2 separate regions of the Homo sapiens genome follow, and region 1 is linked to region 2. Evidence: chromatin loops called from intact Hi-C (ENCODE). Cell type or tissue: HCT116. All regions are shown on one strand. Links, peaks and the distances in the headings refer to the core of each region. The heading gives the core; the rest is flanking DNA.

Region 1 (5,385 bases), core at 80-5,079, 570 kb before region 2:
CCTTCGTGATGGAATTAATGCCCTTATAAAAAGAGACATCAGAGAGCTTGCTTCCCCACCCCTGACCTGTCAAGTGAGCATAGAGTAAGAGGGTGACCTCACCAGAAACTGACCATGCTGGCACCTTGAACTTGGACTCCAGCTAGCTTCCAGAACTGTGATAAAATAAATTTCTGTTGTTTCAGCCACCCAGTCTATGATATTTTGTAATGGCAGCCCAGGCTAAGTCAGAGGGTTCTCTGCAGTCACTGATAATAGATACACTCCCACACTCCCTTAGGTGGAACAGGGGAGATGGGACCCTGAGACCAAGGTGGTGGCCAGAGCCAGAGCAGTGGACCCCAACTGGGCCCTGCAACAGCACAGCTGAAAAGTCCACTCCTGCTGTGTCAGAATCACCCGGGATGGGCGCAAATACTCTAGATTTTAAACACGTTTTCCAGTTGTTTCTGACAGGTGGCCATGTGTGAAAGCCATGGGTCAGGTGGAAAAAGTCATTCAGCTTTGGATTGAAACTGACCCAGATTTTACAAACAGATGTTGCCAGACATGAAGGCTCAGTTCATCCACTTTCTCGGAGAGACTGTATTTCTTCATATTGTAGAAAAGAGATAATAGTGATGCCAACATTTATTGAGGCCTGGCATCTTCTGGGCACCGTGTATCTATCACACATTATCTCATTTAATTCCGACACCAAATTTTGTCTTTTTAAATGAGGAAAATGAGAGAGAGAGAGAGAGAGAGAATGAATGAATCTAAATGCGTACTGAAAATTCCACAGCTGCTAAGTGGCAGAGTTAGATGCAAATGTAGGCTTATTAGTCGCCAGAGCTGCAGTTTCGGTGAGGGTTAGTTGTGTGAATTTTCAAGTGCTGAGCATGGTACCTGGTGTATAGAACTTGTTCACTAAATTGTTGTTGTTACCTCTGTTAAATATCAATCATCTTCCTCATTGTTATTTAGGACAGAGCTGGGGTTAGTCTGGATTTTATTGCAGGCTCTCATGGATTGGTTGTGTGGCCCTACACCATGGCAAAGCACTTTCCAGAAAAACAGGTGTTTCAACTTGTCCCACATGGAAACTAATTCTCATAAAAGATAACAGAGTGGTTAATTAAGCTTTCTGATTTTGGAATCCAAAGGCCTGGATTCAAATCCAGACTACCAGCCACTAGCTGTGTGATCTGGTCAAATTGCTCAACTCCTTTGTGCCTGTTTTTTCATCTAAAAAGTAGACTTAATAAGAATTCCTCCCTCAGAAAGTCGTTTTAGGAATTAAATAAGATAATTCTGGTAAAACATCTAGACGGGTACCTGATAGATACTCAACATGTGGTAGTTACTACTAATATTTTTTATTATCTTTCAGGAAAAGTCTTTGACCTCTGTTACACAGTGGCTGACCCTGTTGCATGGGTGAGAACAATTTAGGCTATAAGCCATCAAAGTCTGCCTTTGATTTCTATTCTAGAATGGAAGAAAGTTTGAAACACAATTCACATGACCTTAAGTTATGCAGCATAGCCCCCTAAACTCAGGCAGGATGGCACCGAGGGAAGGCCAAAGCATGTGCCCCCTGCCCAGCTCCTCTACCCAGACAGCTGTTTCAGCATTGAAGATCCAATTAGGGCCTGTCACTTCCACAGCAAATCTACACTCATTGTTCAGCTGGCATTGAATCAGATTCTCGCCATATTTGTGAAAAATGAACGAACTTCAAATACTATGTGATGGTCTTCTACACACAGGCACCTCTCACTGAACAGAAATGTGCTCCAGGAGTTGGAAGCTGCAGCAGTCTATGAATTGAACCAGAAAAATAAGAGCTGAAACCCCACAGAGGCCCTGAGCTGCCATCATCTGGGGTTCCAGTTTTTCCATCTTTAACTTTTATAGCCTGAAACATAAGGCTATGATTAATAACTTATTAATAACTGCCACCATTTACTGGGAATTTACTATGTAGCAGGCAGCTACTAAGTCCTACATACACACAGCTATTTCATTTAATCGTTACTCTATGAGTAAGTACTGCTATTATCTCTAATGAAGGGACCAGGAAACAAACTCGGAGGCTAAATAATTTATATTGATACTAGTTTGCACAGAAAAAAAAAATGCGATGGAGCCAGAAATGGAATCAGGCAGTTTGATTCCAGAACTGTGAAACATTAATTCTAGTTTTCTCAGAAATTTTTCAAACACTTGATTTTGAAAGTATGCTTTCTTCTAAAGTTTGATTTCTTATATTCAGAGATCCATTTCCTCCCATTAATATAACATCTTTTGTGTTTATCATGAAAGCTAATGAATTGATCAGAGTCACTTTAAAATTTTGCTTTTAGACAAGCCTTGCCCAAACACATCCATTCCTTCAAGAGAGGGCTACCTGGAGTGCCGATATCTAAGAAAAGATCATTTCTCTACAGAGACAGACGAATGGGGAGAGCTGACCAATTACCTAGAAAATACAATCGATGCCAGCAGGCAATAAGAATAATTTAAACCAATAAACTCTTTCCTCTCAACTGCAGGGTTGGGTACAGGGTTTCCTTTCTCTGTCTTTTTGTTTTGCTTTCCATTGGTTGTGCTTTCCAAATAATTGTTCCATCTGTCCACTTCAGTTTGCCTGAGTAATCACAGCCAGAGGGCACTTAGAAGTCAAACGTCAGACATGCAGGGAAAACTAATGCGTGGGAGGCTGTGGGAAGAGAAATCGTTGTCTGTTCTTTTTCCCTGCAGCTGGGCCAGGGATCTGGAAGTAAATTATAAGCACCAGTTGCCCCAGGGAGGAAGCTACTGTTTGGGAATGGAAATGGAAAAGGGATTTGTTGGACTCCACTGTCAGGAACGTTGGCTCCCAGGATCAAATGTGCTTAGCAATGGGATTAAGTCAAGAGATCACAGCCAAGCCAGAGATTAAAAGTGTGGTGACAGGAAATGAAAAACCAGAATCCTGGGACAGCTTTTTTTCTGTGCCATTTACTCTGAAGTAGGCCCCCTGCTGGTCACTCCATGTGCTTTAACTATTTTGATCCTCCCTGCAGTTCTGTTTCACAGATAAAGAAACTAAGGCCCGTAGAGTTCAAGTAACTTGCCCAGGACCACACAGCTAGTAAATGGCAGAATGAAAAATTGAATTCAAGTGTATCTTAATCCAATGCTCCTGCTCTTATCTACTACATCTGGCTACTCTAAACCAGGGATGATGACCAAGGGTGAAACAGAGTCCTAGAAAGGACAAAGGTGCAAAGGTGAGCCCAGATTATAAAAACGTGGATAATATGTATTACATATAAAGATATTTTACATGCATTAGATGTAAAATACTTAGATTTAAAAACCAATATAGAATTTCAATTTATAGATGCACAAAAAGGTTTAGTAACTCACCTGAGGCCACAAAGCCATTAAGTAGGTTAGTGGGGAATTGAACCCATGTCTTTGAACCTGGTCAAAGACTACACTCTTCGGTATATGAGGCAGCTTCCTTCCTTTCATGCTATTAACTTCTGAGTAGAGCAAGTTAGTTCAGCCTCTTATAAATTATCTTCTACAGAATGCCATGTTTCTAAAGACATTTAGCGACAAATAAAAATAAGTTTGTAAAAATGTTATATTAAACAAGGTTAAGCAGTGTTCTAAAATCTAAAGCTTCTCCCTGCATCTAAGCTGCTCATGTCCATTGTAAATATGCAAGAGAAAGATGATAAGCAGAAGGTTCCTAACTTAGTTGACCATGTAACCCTTTTTATTCTTTAAATAAAGGCTGGCCAGTGTGTCAACCATGGATGATGACTTGACTCCCATGTCTTTGCCTCTAAATAGCAAGATGAACTTTTTTAAAAAAAAACACCAGGAATCACACTGTGTACTGCCTAATACCTATATCTTATGTAGGGTTACCAACTGGGGAAATGGTGAGGTCAACCTTGTTGCTCTCACATTGACCCTTCAGGACTCCACTCCTGACTTTTAATATAAATGCCCTTATGTTAACCTTCCTTCCCAGGTGCAGCTAGTCACATAGAGATCATTCTGTTTTGAATAAATATTAATTGAAAGTAACGGCTTCATTTGTTAACCCATTTTATTGAAGAGCTCATGAAAAGGGAAAGTCAATGCAGAGAAATTCGTCTTTGTGCTGGACTCTTAAGCATAAGATCAACTTGTGCCTTAGAAAATGGATAGTAGAGTTTTCCTTGCGCTGAAATATAGACCACAAACTACTCTGACTACAAATAAAGCTAGCGCAAGGATGAGAGGGTTTCAGAGTATGATGTTGGGGGTGCAAACTGTAGAGCTAGGATGGTCTGGCAGGTTGAGTGAGATCACAAAAGAACCCTAGAGTAAATTTTCAAGTAGACCTGTATGGAAAATTTAAGATCAGGCCACCATAGTGGCATAAAATTGAGGAAATTAATCTATAATATTATGAAGAAAATGTATTTTTTTCATATTCTCCTAAATTTTGTAACAGTAAAATAATATCAGCATTTAGGAACCTTGAATTGAAGGTGTGACCTGGACCAAAGGGAAAGAGGAGGCATTGATGCCAGGGGCATCTCCATCGGTCATGCCACCTATGGGAATCAGACTTGACCAAGATGAGCTGTGGAAGCAGTTGGTCCAGTTCTGTATGGAGTTGTTGGGAAGTCTCACTTCTTCACTCTTTCATTCAGTCATCCATTCACTAGTCACTGAGTGTGTACTTCGTCAGGCACTGTGCTTGGTGCTAGGAATACACAGAGAGAGATCGAAATAGCCACTGCTCTCATGCAACTGCACTCCAGTGTGAAAGATGAATATTAATCAAATTCAGACATCCTATGAAGTCAGAAAGCTTTTGCACAGAAATTTGCACAGAGTAAGGAGTCACAGCATGTCGGGGTGATGATATGTAACACCTAGTTTATATCTAGTGGACACCTAAAACATAATACAAATGAAATATCTTCTAACCTGCCTGTCCCCATCTCAGTAAATAACTCCATTCTTGCAGTCATATAAGCCGACACATCTTGACATCATTCTTCACTACTGCCTTTGTTGTGTACCCAATGTCCAACACTCCTCACCATCTCCACTGCTACCATTCTGGTCCATTTCTCACTTGGATTATTGCACTAGCCTCCTAGTGACTTTTTTTTTTCCTCCTGTTTTCACTCTTGTTTCTTTTCTGCACAGAAGCCAGTGATTTCTTTTCTTAAAAGTCCCCAGTGGCTTCTCATCTTATTCAGAGAATAAGGTAGAAATTCTTATAATGATAATGTCCTGAGTGTTTAAGCGCTGTCTGACATGCTTTGATTGCCACTGTAGCCTCTCTGTCTTTGTCTCCTACTGCTCCCCTCCTGCCTCTTTGCAGCCACTCCAGCCTCCTTA
Region 2 (5,385 bases), core at 261-5,260:
ATAGCTTTAAAACAAAACTAAATAAAATTAAATATTCAGTTCCTCAGTTGCACTAGCCACACTTCAAATCAGACAGTGGAAATACAGGACACTTCCGCCATCACAGAAAGTAATCTAAGACAGTGTTCACCTAAACCACTAGGAGCAGGAAGGTGCATATGAGATTCATGAGAAGTTGGGGTTTTGTTCCAATTTGTTTTTGAATTTATTATTTGGATTATTACAGAAAGAATCAGTCAGCTAATACGTAAGATCTGTGATTAATATCACAAATTTAGCAATTTCCTTCAACAAACATGTTAACAAATGATGTTTTCCTTATATATTAGTAGTTTCAAAGTTGCAGGCCCACAATCCTTGGAAGGTAACTATCAAAACCAACCACTGAATATACAGGAAAGTGTTTTTGCTCTTTTTAAGAGAGCACTTAGAAATTTGACTTTAGGTTGGGCATGGTGGCTCATCTCTATAATCCCAACACTTTGGGAGGCCAAGGCATGATGATTGCTTGAGCCCAAGTGTTTGAAACCAGCCTGGGCAACACAGGGAGACCTCTGTCTCTACAAAAATATTAAAAAATTAGCCAGGCATGGTGGTGCATGCCTGTACTACCAGCTACTCAGAAGGCTGAAGTGGGAGGTTCACTTGAGCCCAGGAAGTCGAGGCTGCAGTGAGCCATGATTGCACCACTGCACTCCAGCTTGGGCAACAGAGCAAGAGCCTGTCTCAAAAAAAAAAAAAAAATTCAACTTTATGTTGATAAGATAATCAGCACAGATTTAACTCCAATTTTATAGTGCCTGGTTTGTCACTATTCTCTACCTTTTCCCTCATGGCTCTAAATAAATGATAAAGAATAATCCTAACTCAAAAACACCTTTGTCAACATCATCTTCACTCAATTTTCTCATCATGTACCTTGGAAGCTTTTTGCCTGTATAACCTTAATCAAAGCACTATTGGGAGGAGGAGGGCACCTAAAATAATTTTGCTCCAAAGCTCCCAGGTGGAAGAAAACATGGTAAACACAAGGCCAAGGTGGCTGGAGTGAAAGATGAAAAAATCAGGAGGAAGAGGCACGGGCCAAGCTATCTATCTTTTTATTTTTTGGAGACAGAGTCTCACTCTTGTCACCCCGGCTGGAGTGCAATGGTGCGATCTCGGCTCACTGCAACCTCCGCCTCCCGGGTTCAAGTGATTCTCCTGCCTCAACCTCCCGAGTAGCTGGGATTACAGGCACCCACCACCACACCCAGCTAATTTTTGTATTTTTAGTAGAGACACGGTTTCACTGTGTTGGCCAGGCTTGTCTCAAACTCCTGACCTCGTGATCCATCCACCACAGCCTCCCAGGCACTTTTTTTTTTTTTTTTTTTTTTTGAGACAGAGTCTCACTCTGGCACCAGGCTGCAGTGCAGTGGTGCAATCTCGGCTCACTACAACCTCTGCCTCCTGGGTTCAAGCAATTCTCCTGTCTCAGCCTCCCAAACAGCTGGGACTACAGGCATGCGCCACCACGCCCAACTAATTTTTGTATTTTTAGTAGATTCACCATGATGGCCAGGCTGGTTCTGATCTCTTGACCCCGTGATCCACCCACCTTGGCCTCCTAAAGTGCTGTGATTACAGGCGTGAGCCACCATGCCCAGCTCAAGCTATGTATCTTTAACCTAATGTGTGATAAGAAGCCACTGAAGGATTTTAAGAGTGAAAGGGAAGAACACTGAAGTAGGAAAGACTTGATCCAATCTGAGTTTTGAAAAAATGGCTGTGGTTTCTGTGTGGTGAGAAAGGACAATCTTGAGGGAGGCCAGTGTCCAGGCAGATAGGCCTATTAGGAGGCAGCTGCAGCAGGAATTGAAAGCAAACCCTGAGTATAGCCAGAGGGTCACTATAGTACCCAAATCAAAAGTCAAGAAACCATACTGACAAGTGTGGAAGTGGTTACAGGGAAACATGACAGAATATTTAAAAGTCAACCAATCCCACAAAACCTGGAGTGTGTGGTCCTGCCCACAGCAGTAGGAAAAGTGATGGTTTTATAATAAATGCTCAAAAAGTAATTTATTATTTGGAGGAAAATTCTTGTCTAACAGGTCAACTTCTATTATACTTCAGGATTCCAAACCAAAAATTTCTTAACACCTTGAAATTTTCCTCCCAGTGGAGACTGCATGAATTTCCCCTGAAATGTTAAAGCAGCTCTACCTTTGTTTTCTGTAGTATTCCCCTCTCCTCCCTTTTGAGGAAATGCTATGGAAATGTCCTTTTATATAAAGAGACAAAAAAGTCTGGGCTGTCAATCACATTCCTAGGATACTATAGGGCTGGGAAGACCATAGGTCAAATTCAACGCACTGGCAGCTTTTATTTTTCTTTTCCCCAAGCAATGCTTTAAAAGAAATTGAGCAACTTTTTTTAATAATCTATCTTCTTTAATGCATATATATTTTTCTTTTTTTTTTTTTTTCATTTTAAGTTCTGGGATACATGTGCAGAACGTGCAGGTTTGTTACATAGGTATACATGTGCCATGATGGTTTGCTGCACCTATCAACCTGTCATCTAGGTTTTAATCCCTGCGTGCATTAGGTATTTGTCCTAATGCTCTCCCTCCCTGAGCAACATTTTTAAATCAGAAAATTTCACTGAGAACTCTGGAATGTTTTCATCTCTTGAAAAATCATAAGCCCCGAGCCTGCAACACTAGGGTTTTCTCTCCACAGGCAACTATCAGCTAGAATCAAATGCAAGCCAGTCCTCTCAAGATCTGAGATCTCCTCTCCAGTTCACTAAGGTCTCCACCACCCACACCAGCTAAGCACGGAAGTCACACAGGTTACACAGCATTTGTGCTCTCAAGGTACTGGACTCTGCCGCCCTCTGTTGGCCAAATCTGTGCAACTGTAGAAAACTACCAAATTATTGAGGCCTGTTATCACCTGCAACTAGATCAGCCACTAAAAATCAAAGTTCTCTTTATCCATATTCCTGACCTTCCAGCATAAGATGATATGTATTCAAGAAATGTAAACTAGGCCGGGTATGGTGGCTCACGCCTGTAATCCCAGCACTTTGGGAGATGGAGGCAGGCGGATCACTTGAGGTCAGGAGTTGGAGACCAGCCTGGCCAACATGGCAAAACCCAGTCTCTACTAAAAATACAAAAGTTAGCCAGGCATGGTAGTGGATGCCTGTAAATCTAGCTACTCGGGAGGCTGAGGCAGGAATCACTTGAACCCGGGAAGCAGAGGATGCAGTGAGCCAAGATCATGCCACTGTACTCCAGCCTGGGTGACAGAGCAAGACTCTGTCAGAAAGAAAGAAAAGAAAGAGAGAGAGAGAGAGAGAGAGAGAGAGAAAGACTAAATTTGACCTTAACAGGCCATCACTTAAAAATGAATGGGGAGGCCAGGTGCAGTGGTCACGCCTGTAATCCCAGCACTTTGGGAGGCCGAGGCGGGCAGATCATAAGGTCAGGAGTTTGAGACCAGCAGGGCTAACATAGGGAAACCCCGTCTCTACTAAACACACACACACACACACACACACACACACACACACAATTAGCCAGGCCTGGTGGTGAGCACCTGTAATCCCAGCTACTTGAGAGGTTGAGGCAAAGAGAATCGCTTGAACCTGGGAGGTGGCAGTTGCAGTGAGCCAAGATCGCACTCCACAGTCCAGCCCAGGCAACAGTGTGAGACTCTATCTCAAAAAAAAAAAAAAAAAGTGAATGGGGATACCAAATATCAAATAAAAAATTCTCTGTTATTATACTTTGGATTTTCTGAGGGGGTTGGGACAGAGGGGGGGTCTCAATCTCTGTTGCCCGGGCTGGATTTCAGTGGCACGATCACAGTTCACTGCAGCCTGAAACTTCAGGGCTCGAACAATCCTCCCATCTCAGCTTCCCAAGTAGCTGGGACTACAAGCGTGCGCCATCACGCCAAGCTAATTTATATCTATATATATATACATAGATATAGACATATATAGATATATATATAATAGACGTAAATTTATGTATTTCTCTATATATATAAAAATAATTTTTTAAGATGGGGTCTCACTATATTGCCCAGGCCAGTCTCAAACTCCTGGCTTTAAATAATTTTCCTGCTTTGGCCTCCAGAGTAGCTGAGATTACAGGCACAAACCACCACCCCCAGGTTATACTTTAAATTTGTGAGAATTCAGGATTGCTTTATTTACATAACAAAGCTTTAATCTTTCCCAAAAATATTTTATGTATTAAATAATTTCCCAATACATATTTTCCAAATTAAAGCATATTAATTTGGTCCCAAAGTTTTCATGAGCTACACTGCATTTAGCCATCCCAAAGCTTGTGGTGTTAAACTTCTTGTCAGAGCATGGTGCTCACAATAGTCATTGCAGGGGCCAAAACAAAACAGGAGGCTCTTTGTCACTGAGTTACTGCGAAGTACAACTCTTCAAGCAGGGAGGAATCACCACCTCATAGGGCATTCCCAATCTGCATGCAAAGATTTTATAGCCCACTCCACCTTAATACTCTTTGAAAGCTGTATTTTGAGAGACAAATATTCAATGAGAGAGATTTCTGGTCTATTTTTCACTACCATCGTCTTCTCTCTAGAAGATAAAACATGACACGAAAGTTAATCAATGCTTTGATCATACCCTGCAAGCTAATCACCACATTCCCAACGAGCAGCAGGAATAGCCAAAGAAACCAAAAAGCCAAGCAAATTTTCTGTAGCTGAACTGGAAATCGAAAGGCAATTGTCAAGTGCACCCTAATCAAAGACTCCTGTGGTGGCATGGTAAACCCCACAGTGGATAAGAACAAGCTGAATTCACGAAAACTGAGAATTACCCTTCTTCCAGAAATTCTGTTTCACTCAAATACAACTTGGAATCCCAGCAGAGGTCTGTCCCAGTAAGCATTTAATTAATGTAAAAGAATAGATTGTTTGTCTTCAACTACACATATGTTTGCTTACAATGAGGGTGCTTTAATCTTTTAAACTCCTAGTTTTCTGGGAGTCCCTGAGACCATTTCAGGAGACCACAAGATCAAAACCATTTTCTTTTTTTTTTTTTTGAGGCAGAGTCTCGCTCTGTCTCCCAGCCTGGAGTGCAGTGGCACAATCTCGGCTCACTGCAACCTTCGCCTCCTGGGCTCAAGCAATCCTCCTGCCTCAGCCTCCTGAGTAGCTGGGATTACAGACACACATCACCATGCCCGGCTAATTTTTGTATTTTTTAGTAGAGATGGGATTCCACCATGTTGGCCAGGCTCATCTCAAACTCCTGACCTCAGGTGATCTGCCCACCTCAGCCTCCCAAAGTGCTGGGATTACAGACATGAGCCACCGTGCCTGGCCAAAACCATTTTCT

Evidence for each region. Hi-C counts contacts between places; a loop is a spot of excess contacts. Peaks named below come from ENCODE experiments on the same cell type or tissue, not always from the same donor. Only the 100,000 strongest peaks of a DNase experiment are listed, where the experiment ranks them.
Region 1: it touches region 2 in a loop (3-fold over the local background); 3 of 110 quality-filtered maps call a loop at or near these places.

The regions. Positions count from the first base shown.
Region 1 is chr5:147,095,959-147,101,343 of GRCh38, reverse strand. No RefSeq gene overlaps it. Among named protein-coding and RNA genes, the nearest start is that of STK32A-AS1, 140 kb to the left of the region's middle. In HCT116, for the core only: a CTCF peak has its summit at 3,002 (motif pointing left); a DNase peak (open chromatin) is centred at 3,013.
Region 2 is chr5:146,530,937-146,536,321 of GRCh38, reverse strand. No RefSeq gene overlaps it. Among named protein-coding and RNA genes, the nearest start is that of GPR151, 17 kb to the right of the region's middle. In HCT116, for the core only: a CTCF peak has its summit at 2,892 (motif pointing left); a DNase peak (open chromatin) is centred at 2,861.